2 separate regions of the Homo sapiens genome follow, and region 1 is linked to region 2. A link is an interaction called in ENCODE POLR2A ChIA-PET data of the cell type or tissue named here. Cell type or tissue: endothelial cell of umbilical vein. All regions are shown on one strand. Links, peaks and the distances in the headings refer to the core of each region. The heading gives the core; the rest is flanking DNA.

The links. Peaks named below come from ENCODE experiments on the same cell type or tissue, not always from the same donor. Only the 100,000 strongest peaks of a DNase experiment are listed, where the experiment ranks them.
Region 1: POLR2A ChIA-PET joins it to region 2 with 8 read pairs; 5 of 35 experiments call an interaction of 5 or more read pairs at or near these places.

The regions. Positions count from the first base shown.
Region 1 is chr3:129,146,603-129,151,979 of GRCh38, reverse strand. All of the region lies in intron 5 of ISY1-RAB43 (ISY1-RAB43 readthrough), which reads left to right. The region is part of intron 5 of ISY1 (ISY1 spliceosome associated protein); the gene reads left to right. Among named protein-coding and RNA genes, the nearest start is that of ISY1, 12 kb to the left of the region's middle. In endothelial cell of umbilical vein, for the core only: no CTCF peak of the experiment used is centred there; no DNase peak of the experiment used is centred there.
Region 2 is chr3:129,003,453-129,008,829 of GRCh38, reverse strand. EFCC1 (EF-hand and coiled-coil domain containing 1) reads right to left here. Exons shown (of 8, transcript NM_001377500.1): 2 at 4,753-5,036. It also overlaps a transcript of CFAP92 not described here. Among named protein-coding and RNA genes, the nearest start is that of EFCC1, 4.8 kb to the right of the region's middle. In endothelial cell of umbilical vein, for the core only: no CTCF peak of the experiment used is centred there; a DNase peak (open chromatin) is centred at 2,979; H3K27me3 peaks cover 273 bases.

The DNA.
Region 1 (5,377 bases), core at 260-5,259, 140 kb before region 2:
ACCATGTTGGCAAGGCTGGTCTCGAATTCCCAACCTCAGGTGATCCACCCACCTTGGCCTCCCTAAGAGCTGGGATTACAGGCATGAGCCACCACACCCGGCCCTGATAAAGTACTTATAAGAAACCCATAGCCAATAAACTATTTAATGGTGAAGGATTGAATGCTTTCCTCTTAAGATCAGGAACGAGGCAAAGACATCCACTCTCACCACTATATTCAGCGTGATGCTGGAAATCCTAGCCAGTGCGGTAAAGTAAAAAAAGGAAATAAAAGGCATAAAGATTAGAAAATAATAAGTAAAACTGTCTTTATTGTAACATAGAAAATCCTATATAATTTTCTTTTTTTTGAGATGGAGTCTCGCTCTGTCACCCAGGCTGAAGTACAGTGGTGCAGTCTCGGCTCACTGCAACCTCTGTCCCCTGGGTTCAAGCGATTCTCCTGCCTCAGCCTCCTGAGTAGCTGGGACTACAGGCATGTGCCACCATGCCCGGCCAATTTTTGTATTTTTACTAGAGACAGAGTTTCGCCATGTTGGCCAGCCTGGTCTCGAACTCCCAACCTCAGGTGATCCACCCGCCTCTGCCTCCCAAAGTACTGGGATTACAGGCATGAGCCACCATGCCCACCTAAAATCCTACATAATTTTCTATGTAGAAAATCCCAAGGAACCTACAGAAAGACTTCTAAAATGGATAAGTGAATTTATCAAGATCACAGAAAAGAAGTTCAATATACAGAATTATATATATACACACACACCCCATATATATTCATATATATATTTTTATATATTTATATATATTTTTATATATTTATATATTTTATATATTTATATATATATATATTTTTTTTTGAGACAGAGTCTTCCTCTGTCACCCACGCTGGAGTGCAGTGGCCCAGTCTCGGCTCACTGCAACCTCTGCCTCCCAGGTTCAAGCTATTCTGCCTCAGCCTCTCGAGTAGCTGGGACTACAGGCATCCACCACCACACCTGGCTGATTTTTGTATTTTTAGTAGAGACAGAGTTTCACCATGTTGGCTAGGCTGGTCTGGAACTTCTGGGCTCAAGTGATATCTGCCTGCTTCAGCCTCCCAAAGTACTGGGATTACAGGTGTGAGCCACCATGCTCAGCTTCAAAATTATATTTTTATATACTAACATTGAACAGCTGGAAATACAACATTTTTTTAAAGTGCTATTTACAAAAGCACCAAAACACAAGAAATAACTTAGGTATAAATCTTTTTAATTTTAATTTTATTTATTTATTTTTTTGAGATGGAGTCTTGCTCTGGCGTCCAGGCTGGAGTGCAGCTCACTGCAAGCTCCGCCCCCCAGGTTCATGCCATTCTCCTGCCTCAGCCTCCCGAGTAGCTGGGACTACAGGCGCCCACCACCACGTCTGGCTAATTTTTTTTGTATTTTTAGTAGAGACGAGGTTTCACCATGTTAGCCAGGATGGTCTCGATCTCCTGACCTCGTGATCCACCCGCCTTGGCCTCCCAAAGTGCTGGGATTACAGGCATGAGCCACCGCGCCTGGCCATACTTAGGTATAAATCTAACAAAATACAGTCAGGATCTGTATGCTGAAAACTAGGATGCGATGACTAAAGAAACCAAAGAAGACCCGAATGAATGGGGAGATACACTGTGCTGTTGTATGGGAAGACTTAACACAGTACAGATGTTAATTCTTTCTCTCTTCCAATATATCACAATCAAAATTCTAACAGGATTTTTTGTTTACATTGACATTCTATGTCTGAAATTTAATTGGAAAGGCAAAGGAACTAGAATAGCCAAAACAATTTTGAAAAGGAACAAAATTGGAGCATTCATTCCACCTGATTTCAAGATGTAATAGAAAGCTCCAGCTTCCAGATAATGTGGTATTGGTGAAAGGACAGGGCACATAGACCAAAGAAACAGAATTAGAAGTCCAGAAATAGAGCCACACATAAATGGTCAGTTGACTTTTTCTTTTTTTTTTTTTTTTTTGAGATAGAGCCTTTCTCTGTCACCCAGCCTGGAGTACAGTGGTGCAGTCATAGCTCACTGCAGCGTCCACCTCTTGGGCTCAAGTGATCCTTTTGCCTCAAACTCTCATGTAGCTGAGACTGCAGACGCATGCCACCATGCCTGGCTAATTTTTTTCTTTCTTTCTTTTTTTTTTTTTTTTTTTTGAGTTGGAGTCTTGCTCTTTCGCCCAGGCTGGAGTGCAGTGGTACGATCTTGGCTCACTGCCTCCAGGGTTTAAGCGATTCGCCTGCCTCAGCCTCCCAAGTAGCTGGGACTACAAGTGTGTGCCACCATGCATAGCTGATTTTTTTTGTGTATATATATATATATATATATATATATTTTTTTTTTTTTTTTTTTTTTTTTTTAGTAGAGACGGGGTTTCACTGTGTTAGCCAGGATGGTCTCCATCTCTTGACCTCCTGATCCACACACCTTGGCCTCCCAAAGTGCTGGGACTACAGGCGTGAGCTGCTGTGCCCAGCATGCCTGGCTAATTTTTTTTTTTTTTTTTTTTTTTTTTTTGAGATAGAGTTTTGTTCTTGTCGCCAGGCTGGAGTGTGGTGGCGTGATCTCAGCTCACCACACCTCCACCTCCCGGGTACAAGTGATTCTCCTGCCTCAGCCTCCCAAGTAGCTGGGATTACATGCATGTGTCACCATACCCAGCTAATTGTATTTTTAGTAGAGATAGGGTTTATCCTTGTTTGTCAAACTGGTCTCGAACTCCCAACCTCAAGTGATCTGCCTGCCTCGGCCTCCCAAAGTGCTGGGATTACAGGTGTGAGCCACTGTGCCCAGCCCTGCCTGGCTAATTTTTAAGTTTTTGGTAAAGATGGGCTCTTGTTATGTTGCCCAGGCTGGACTTGAGCAGTCTTCCTGTCTGTGTCTCCCAAAGTATTGGGATTACAGGCATAAGCCACTATGTCTGGTTTGGTCAGTTGACTTTTGACAAAGTTATGAAAACAATTCAATGGAGAAGGGGATGACAAATAACTCTTAAAAATTCATCGATTAGAAAATATAATTTGTTTTAAGAAGTGGGCAAAATTTTGAACAGATACTTTACCAAAGAAAATATGTAGGGTGGGCATGGTGGCTCACGCCTGTAATCCTAGCAGTTTGGGAGGCCGAGATGGGTGGATCACTTGAGGCCAGGAGTTTGAGACCAGCCTGGCCAACATGGCAAAATCCCATCTCTACTAAAAATAAATACAAAAATTAGCTGGGTGTGGTGGCTCACGCCTGTAATCCCAACTACTTGGGAGGCTGAGGCATGAGGATAGCTTGAACCTGAGAGGCAGAGGTCGCAGTGAGCTGAGATTGTACCACTGCACTCCAGCCTGGGCAACAGAGTGAGACTGTCTCAAAACATAAAATAAAATGTAGATGCAAATGAGCATCTTTTCATGTGTTTAACATAATAGTCATAAAGGAAATGCAGATTAAAACAACAGTGGGATACTACACACTTAATAGAATGACTTACACAAATAGTGACCATGCCAAGTGCTGGTGAATATGTGAAGTAATGAACTCTCATGCACTGCTAGTGAGGAGGCAAAATGGAACAGTTACTTTAGAATGGGGTTTGGTGGTTTCTTATAAAGTTAAACATACACTTAACCTATGATCCATCAATTCCACTCCTAGGTATTTCTCCAAGAGAAATGTAATACTTTTCTGTTACACAAAAACTCATACATAATGTTTATAGTAGCCCCAAAACTGGAAGCAACCCAAAGGTCCTTCTGGTGAATGGATAAACAAACTGAGGTGTGTCTATAAAATAAAATAATACTCAGTAGTAAAAACAAACATATAGGCTAGGCACCGTGGCTTATGCCTGTAATCCCCAGCACTTTGGGAGACCAAGGTGGGAGGATCGCTTTGAGTCCAGGAGTTGGAGACCAGCTTGGGCAACATAGTAAGGCCTCATCTCTGTAAATAATAATAATAATTAAAGTAAATAAAATTAAAACATATCGATGAATAAATAAAAATAAAAAAAATAAATAAAACATTTCAACTCAGCCTAATGCTGAGTGAAAGAAACAAAACTCAAAATACTGCATAATTTTTGATCCATTTATATGATGTTCTGGAAAAGCAAAATTATAGGAACAGAATAAATTGTGTTTACTGGTGGCCAAAAGTTGGGTAGGGGGAGGGGTTGACTATAGTGATGCATAAGGGAATGTTTTGGGGCGATGGAACTTTTCTGTGTCTTAATTATGGTGATGATTACATGATTATATGCATTTGTGAAAACTCACATAATTGTGTACCAAAAAGTATTGTTTTTATATGTAGATTTTGGAAAGTCAATAAAAAAAATAAAACTTGTGATTCTTGTTTTCTCCAAGATGCCTTGGCTTTGCTTTGGGAGAGGCTTCTGGAATCCTCTCCCTTTGCTTTGGTTGAGGCCCTCAGAGGATTGGGCTGCCTTGAGTTCTCTGTGTCTTTAGCACTGGAAAGTCTCACCATGGTGGTGGCAGGTCTTTTTTCTTTCTTAATAGAACAGAACGTGGGAGTGGGAGGTTCTAAAATGTATTTTTTTTATTTTTTTATTTTTTGTGAGACAGTCTTGCCCTGTCACCCAGGCTGGAGTGCCCTGGCGTGATCTTGGCTCAGTGCAACCTCTGCCTCCCAGGCTCAAGCTATTCTGCTACCTCAGCTTCCTGAGTAGCTGGGATTACAAGCGTGCACCATCACTCCTGGCTGATTTTTGTATTTTTAGTAGAGACAAGGACTCCCCCATGTTGGCCAAGGCTGGTCTCGAACTCCTGACCTCAAGTGATCTGCCCTCCTCTGCCTCCCGAAAGGCTGGGATTACAGGTGTGAGCCACCGCACCCAGTTACAATATATTCTTACTTGACTTTTTTTTTTTTTTGAATGGCGGTCTCACTCTGTCACCCAGGCTGGAGTGCAGTGGTGCTATTACAGCTCACTGCAGTCTCCACTTCCTGGGCTCAAGCGATTCTCCCACCTAAGTCTCCCAAGTAGCTGGAACCACAGGCATGTGCCACCACACCCAGTTAATTTTTCATATTTTTGGTGGAGATGGGATTTCACTATGTTGCCCAGGCTAGTCTTGAACTCCTGAGCTCAAGCAGTCCACCCACTTCTGCTTCCCAGAGTGCTGGGATTACAGGCGTGAGCCACTGCACCTGGCCTGTTTGACTTTTTTAAAAAAATAGACTATCCAGGCAAGAATTACATGTAATAAAATTCCCCCGTTTTTAATGTAGAGTTGGATGAGTTGCAGCAGATTTTTATACCCGTGAAAGCCACCACCTCCACATGCAGTATCCATCACCCCTAGAAGTCCTCTCATGCCCATCTTCTA
Region 2 (5,377 bases), core at 287-5,286:
TAGGAGGACTGTGCACCTCAGCAGGCAGGGGCTGGGCCAGGGAGTACCTGAGTCTTCCCCAGCTCTAGGAGGCCTGAAGATGCCTTTTGACACCTGGGAGGCTTCTATTTCACCTGCAACTCCTACAGCTCTGAAAGCAGCAGGAGCTCCTTTGTGGCCCCTCAGCACATGGCACACCTGTGCCCTAACATGTCTACTGCCATTTCTGTGTCCCAAGGATTGTGGCACGGGGATTGGTCCACAGAACGTGCTTAGAAAATACTGTTGAATGAATTAAATAAATGTCTCCAATTGCTTACATATTTATTGTCCATCCTGTTAGGCTGCTGGTCAAGATGGTGGTTTGGGGTGCTATGAGAAGCCCCTCTTCCATCTACAAATATGTTGAAATGCTGGATAAAATAGAACTATTTAAAAGAATATAGAGCCAAAGTCAAAATCAAGAAGAGGAGACCTCCAACTTGTGTGGAAAGCAGGAGATGGAGCTGAAACGCCCATGGAGGGATTAGGGACAGGAGACCTTGCATAGTGAGTTACAGAAGGAGACTCCCTGCATGAGGCCAGGGGCCAGCAAGGGCTGTCTTATCCATGAACAAAAATGAAAAATATTCCACCTATTGGTCTTGGGGTTTTGTTCCCAGGTATGGGACTCAATCTCTCACTACCTGTGCAGCTAGGAAACTCCACGCTAAGTATCAAAATTAAAAACTGGTCTAGAATCAGGGCCTGGTGGAGGCAGATGGAAAACTGCTCTGAAGGGAACTCTACAGCCAGTTCTATGTGTGACTCTCAAGGATCATGGCCCTGCCAAAGACGGCTCACAGCCCAAAATGACAGTGCCTGCCAAGAATGCCTCATCATGACAAAGACAGCAGGTGTAAAACATCTCAGGAAGCTCAGATATTACAGCAATCCACAAGAGACTTTAAAATTAGTATGGTTGAATGCTACAGAGATAAAGGATTAGACAGAACCTACAACACAAGGACTGATAAGGATGAAAAAGAAAGTACAGGTCTGAAAAAGAACTCAATAGAAGCCCTAACATGAACAATAGAGTCATCAAGATCCCATTTTAGGAAAGTGGCAGCACAGTTTGACTCAAAGTTAGGAAATTCAACGCAGTCTAAATTCAGCTGAGTTTGGGTATGTGACTTTAGTAAAACCACTCCCAACCCCAAGGGTCTATTTCCTTATTTGAAACATCCGACATAATACCAACCTTAGAGGGAAGATGAGAAGATCAGCGTGAGTCAGTATCTGTGAAAGTGCTTTGAACACTGGGAGATGCTGGAAAGGTGTTTGTTGGGTCATTTATTCTAACCAAATGGCTTCAAGCTGTCATTCTCAGGGGGAGTTCAGTCATTGCTCTGTTTTCTCCCCAAAGACACATCTGCAGAGCACCTAGAGACATTCCAGAGTGATGTCACTTAAGAGGGTGTGATGGGGCTCTACTGTTTGGGGCATGGGGCCCTTTCCTCCCGGTAATTCCTCTAGAATGCAGCCCTCTAGGCCAACTGCAGAGGACGGGGCTGATTCAGCTCAATAGTCACGGACATCTGAGCTTCTGGCACTTGAAAAGCAAAAGCAGAGGTGAATTGTAGCCTACAGTCCCTCCCCAGCCAGTAAAATGTCCGGCCGATGTTTCTGGGGTAGGAGAATCCAGAAGGATTTGTGCATACTACCAAACCCAACTTGAGCTTGTGGTTGGGGCCATCAGGCTGGGCTGTGAGTCCTGCCCTTGCCACTAAGTCGCTGTGCCACACTGGACAGCTGCTTCCTCTCTGGTCTTGGTTTTCTTGTCTGTGAAATGCTGACAGTAACACTTTTCTTTTAGACTAGAGGCCCCATGAGCTTACATGAAAAAGTGCCTGGTATGCAGTTGATGCTCAATAAATGCCCATGGCTATTCTGTCTCCTCTCCTTTTCCTTCTTTTCAGAGTGAGAGCTTTGGGGCAGGTCAGTCCACAAACCAGCAAACTTTGACCACAGAAAATGGGCAGAGGAGGTCAGCCCCCCGGGCAAGGTAGGGTTGAAGGCATGTTTCTAGAGGGGCAGAGAAATTAGTGACACAGCCATCTGCCTAATCACCGTGTGCCCTTCACATAGCATCACTCATTCTCTGGTCCTCAATTTCCTCATCACTAGGTGTTTTCTTCAAAGCCTCTGCAATAGCTGCTCCTACTTCTTCCTTACTAACAGAACCCCACTTTTGGCCGGGCACAGTGGCTCACACCTGTAATCCCAGCACTTTGGGAGGCCAAGGCAAGCAGATCACCTGAGGTCAGGTGTTTGAGACCAGACTGGCCAATATGGTGAAACCCCATCTCTACTAAAAATACAAAAATTACCTGGGCATGGTGGCATGCATCTTTAATCCCAGCTATGGGGAGGCTGAGGCAGGAGAATCTTTTGAACCTGGGAGGCAGAGATTGCAGTGAGCCAAGATCGCACCATTGCACTCCAGCCTGGGTGACAGAGCAAGACTGTCTCAAAAAACAAACAAACGAACAAAAAACAGAACTCCAGTTTTGTTTGGGACTGACTAACAGGACTAGCCTCGCAGGTTTCTTCTTATGCCCGATCAGCAGATGCAAGGTCTGGAGGCACAGCAGCCATCGTGTAACTGTGAATCGAAGCACACAGGCAGTGGGGCCAGGCTGATTTGACTTTCCTACTTTCTGGCTGTGTGGCCTTGGGTACATTACTTAACTTCTCAGTGCCTCATTTCTCACAATCTGTAAACTGGGGATAAAACATCTACCTTGTACAACCTTATGGGGACTAAATGGTGCATTGGCTATGAATCCACTTTTTCTATTGTAAAGGGCTATGCCAATGTTTGTAGTCACTTGTAGCATTCTGCTATAGAGGACTAGTTGTGATTTTAGAAATAAACAAAGAAGAGCCCCTTTATTTCTCCTCTTGGATAAAGTTCCAAGGCTGGATGTGGGCCTCAAGCCAACCAGCCCTGCTCTTTAGCCATCAGCTATGCAAACAGGAAGTGGCTCTCCAAACACTGCATGCTGCAGGAGGCTGGCCCAGAGTCTGCCTCTTTGGAGGCCTCCCTCTAGCCCCATGCCTTACCATCTCCCAGCTGTGAGCTTCTCAGATGTCCAGTAGGTTCAAGGCCACCCCTTCTGGCTGCTCCACCCCCAGCCTGGGCTAGACCACCTTCCTCTCAGGATCAGGGATGGCAGGAGCCCCTCACTGGGCTCTGCACTGTCTCCTGCTCTCCCCATCTGCCCATCTCTTTGTCACATTGTAGCCAGGGTAACTTTTTATTGAAATCTGCTTCTGTCACCTCCTTACTTAAAACTTTTCCATGGTTTCATGTTCTTTCTCTTAAGGGAAAAACTGAAATCCTTGCTGCCACCTTCCAGGCCCTAAATGGGCCTCCCTTCAGCTCTACCCCTCCAGCCACTCTGGCCTCCTTTTAGTTTTTGAATGGTCCCTTCTGCCCTAGGGCTTTGCCCGTACTGTTCCAATTTTCTAGAATGGAATGTTCTCTCTTCTCCTCTCTCCATCTGGCCCGGTAACATCCTATCCTCAAGTGTCACTTCTTTGGGGGCAGGCTGATGAGTGTCCCCCACCTCCTGCCTGCTGCCACGCATCTGTTCCTGTGAAGGTCTCACCTGCTCACAGGTGGCTGCTCAGGGCAGGGAATTCAGTCTGTCCTAGTCACGTGGTCACATCCCTGATGCCTGGGATGGCCCCTGGCACACAGAAAGTGCTCAGCAAATGTGTAGTCAGGCCGGCCAGCAGGCAGGGGTGACTTGTGATTTGAAAGGGAGAGAGGCTCTGTCTACCAAGCATCTACCATGTGCCAGGCAGGACCTCATGGCCTCTTCACAGCCACTCCCACAGGCAGGGACCCCAATCTGTGTTCCACCCAAGAGGAAGCAGGGTCTGTGAGGGGTGGTGACTTGCCCACACTCACACGTCTGCCAAAAGCCCTGCCAAGATTTGAACCTGGGTCCCAAGTCCAGCTTCCTGCCCTGGTGGAGCTAGCACAGGCAGTCATTACACACCTGTTTCCTCATCTACAGAGTGGAAACATAGCAGTACCCACCTCACAGGGCAGCTGTGAGGCTTAAATGAGTTAAGCCACATAAAGTACTTAGCTCAAGGCCTGGCAAACAGCGAGTGCTTAGTAACTGTAAGCTATTATCATTATGATCGAATCCAGGAACAAATAAGAATGAGCACATTCAACTGCAATCTATGATAAACAAATAGAGGGTGTTTGTGGATGAACAGGAGGATGGATGGACGGCTGGCTGGCTGGGTGGGTGGGGGGATGGATGGATGATGGATGGGTGGGTGGGTGAGTGGATGGGTGGGTGAGTGAGTGGATGGATGAATAGATGGATGGACGGGTGGGTAGGTGAGTGGATAGGTGGATGGATGAATGGGTGAGTGGATGGATGGGTGAGTGGATGGATGGGTGGGTGGGGGGGGTGAGTGAATGGACAAATGGATGGATGGATGGGTGGGTGTGTGGGGTGGGTGAATGGATGGACAGATGGATGGATAAATGGATGGGTGGGCAGATGGTTGCAGAGCAAGCAATGGAGCAGACTTATAACTTAAGAAATGGAGAACTGACAAAGGAATGAAAGAATACATGAATAAACGCATGGAGAAACTGCGGAACACGAGAGCGCGTGGGAGGGGGATTGCACACCCGAAGTTTGGGAAAATGGGAGCCGAATTGGGGAACTTGGGCCCAGGGCACGCGCCCCCGCTCACCTGTAGCGTTGCAGCTCCGCCTCCAGCCGCCGCACCCAGCGCTGCAAGCCGGGCACCTGTTGCGCCAGCGCCTCCAGCTCTCGCACGCGGTGCAGGCTGCGCAGCACCACCTGCCGGGCCTCCTCCGCGCGCCGCCGCACCTCGGCCTGGCCACGGCGCAGCCGCCCAGCGCGGGCCTCCGCCGCAGCCAGGGCGCCCTGCGCCTGACGCAGCTCCCGCACCGCAGCCTCCGGCCCGCCGTGCCCCATCTCGTGGGTGCTCGCCTGGCTCTTCCAGAGTCCGACCTGCGGGGACAGGGCAGCAGGGGCAGGGGGTAAGTGCCCCAGCCAGATGCACCAGACGAACGCCCGCCACGACGGCGGCCCCATGCCTCTGCACCCAGAAGCGCTTGAGCACGTTTCTTGCGCCGTCTGCTTCCGGGTGCCAGGCCCTTAGGTCCGGTGCGTCCAAGCTCCTTTAACCCTCGCCACATCCCCAGGGAGGCCCAAGCTCTGATTCCTCCTCATCCCCCACCCCCCAACGTTTTTTCACTGAAGGAAACTGAGACACGACGCCTGTATTCTGTTCCCTCTATAGTACCAACCTCGCGACTCTTCTCGGCCTACTGTATTGGCGGCGTTCAGCC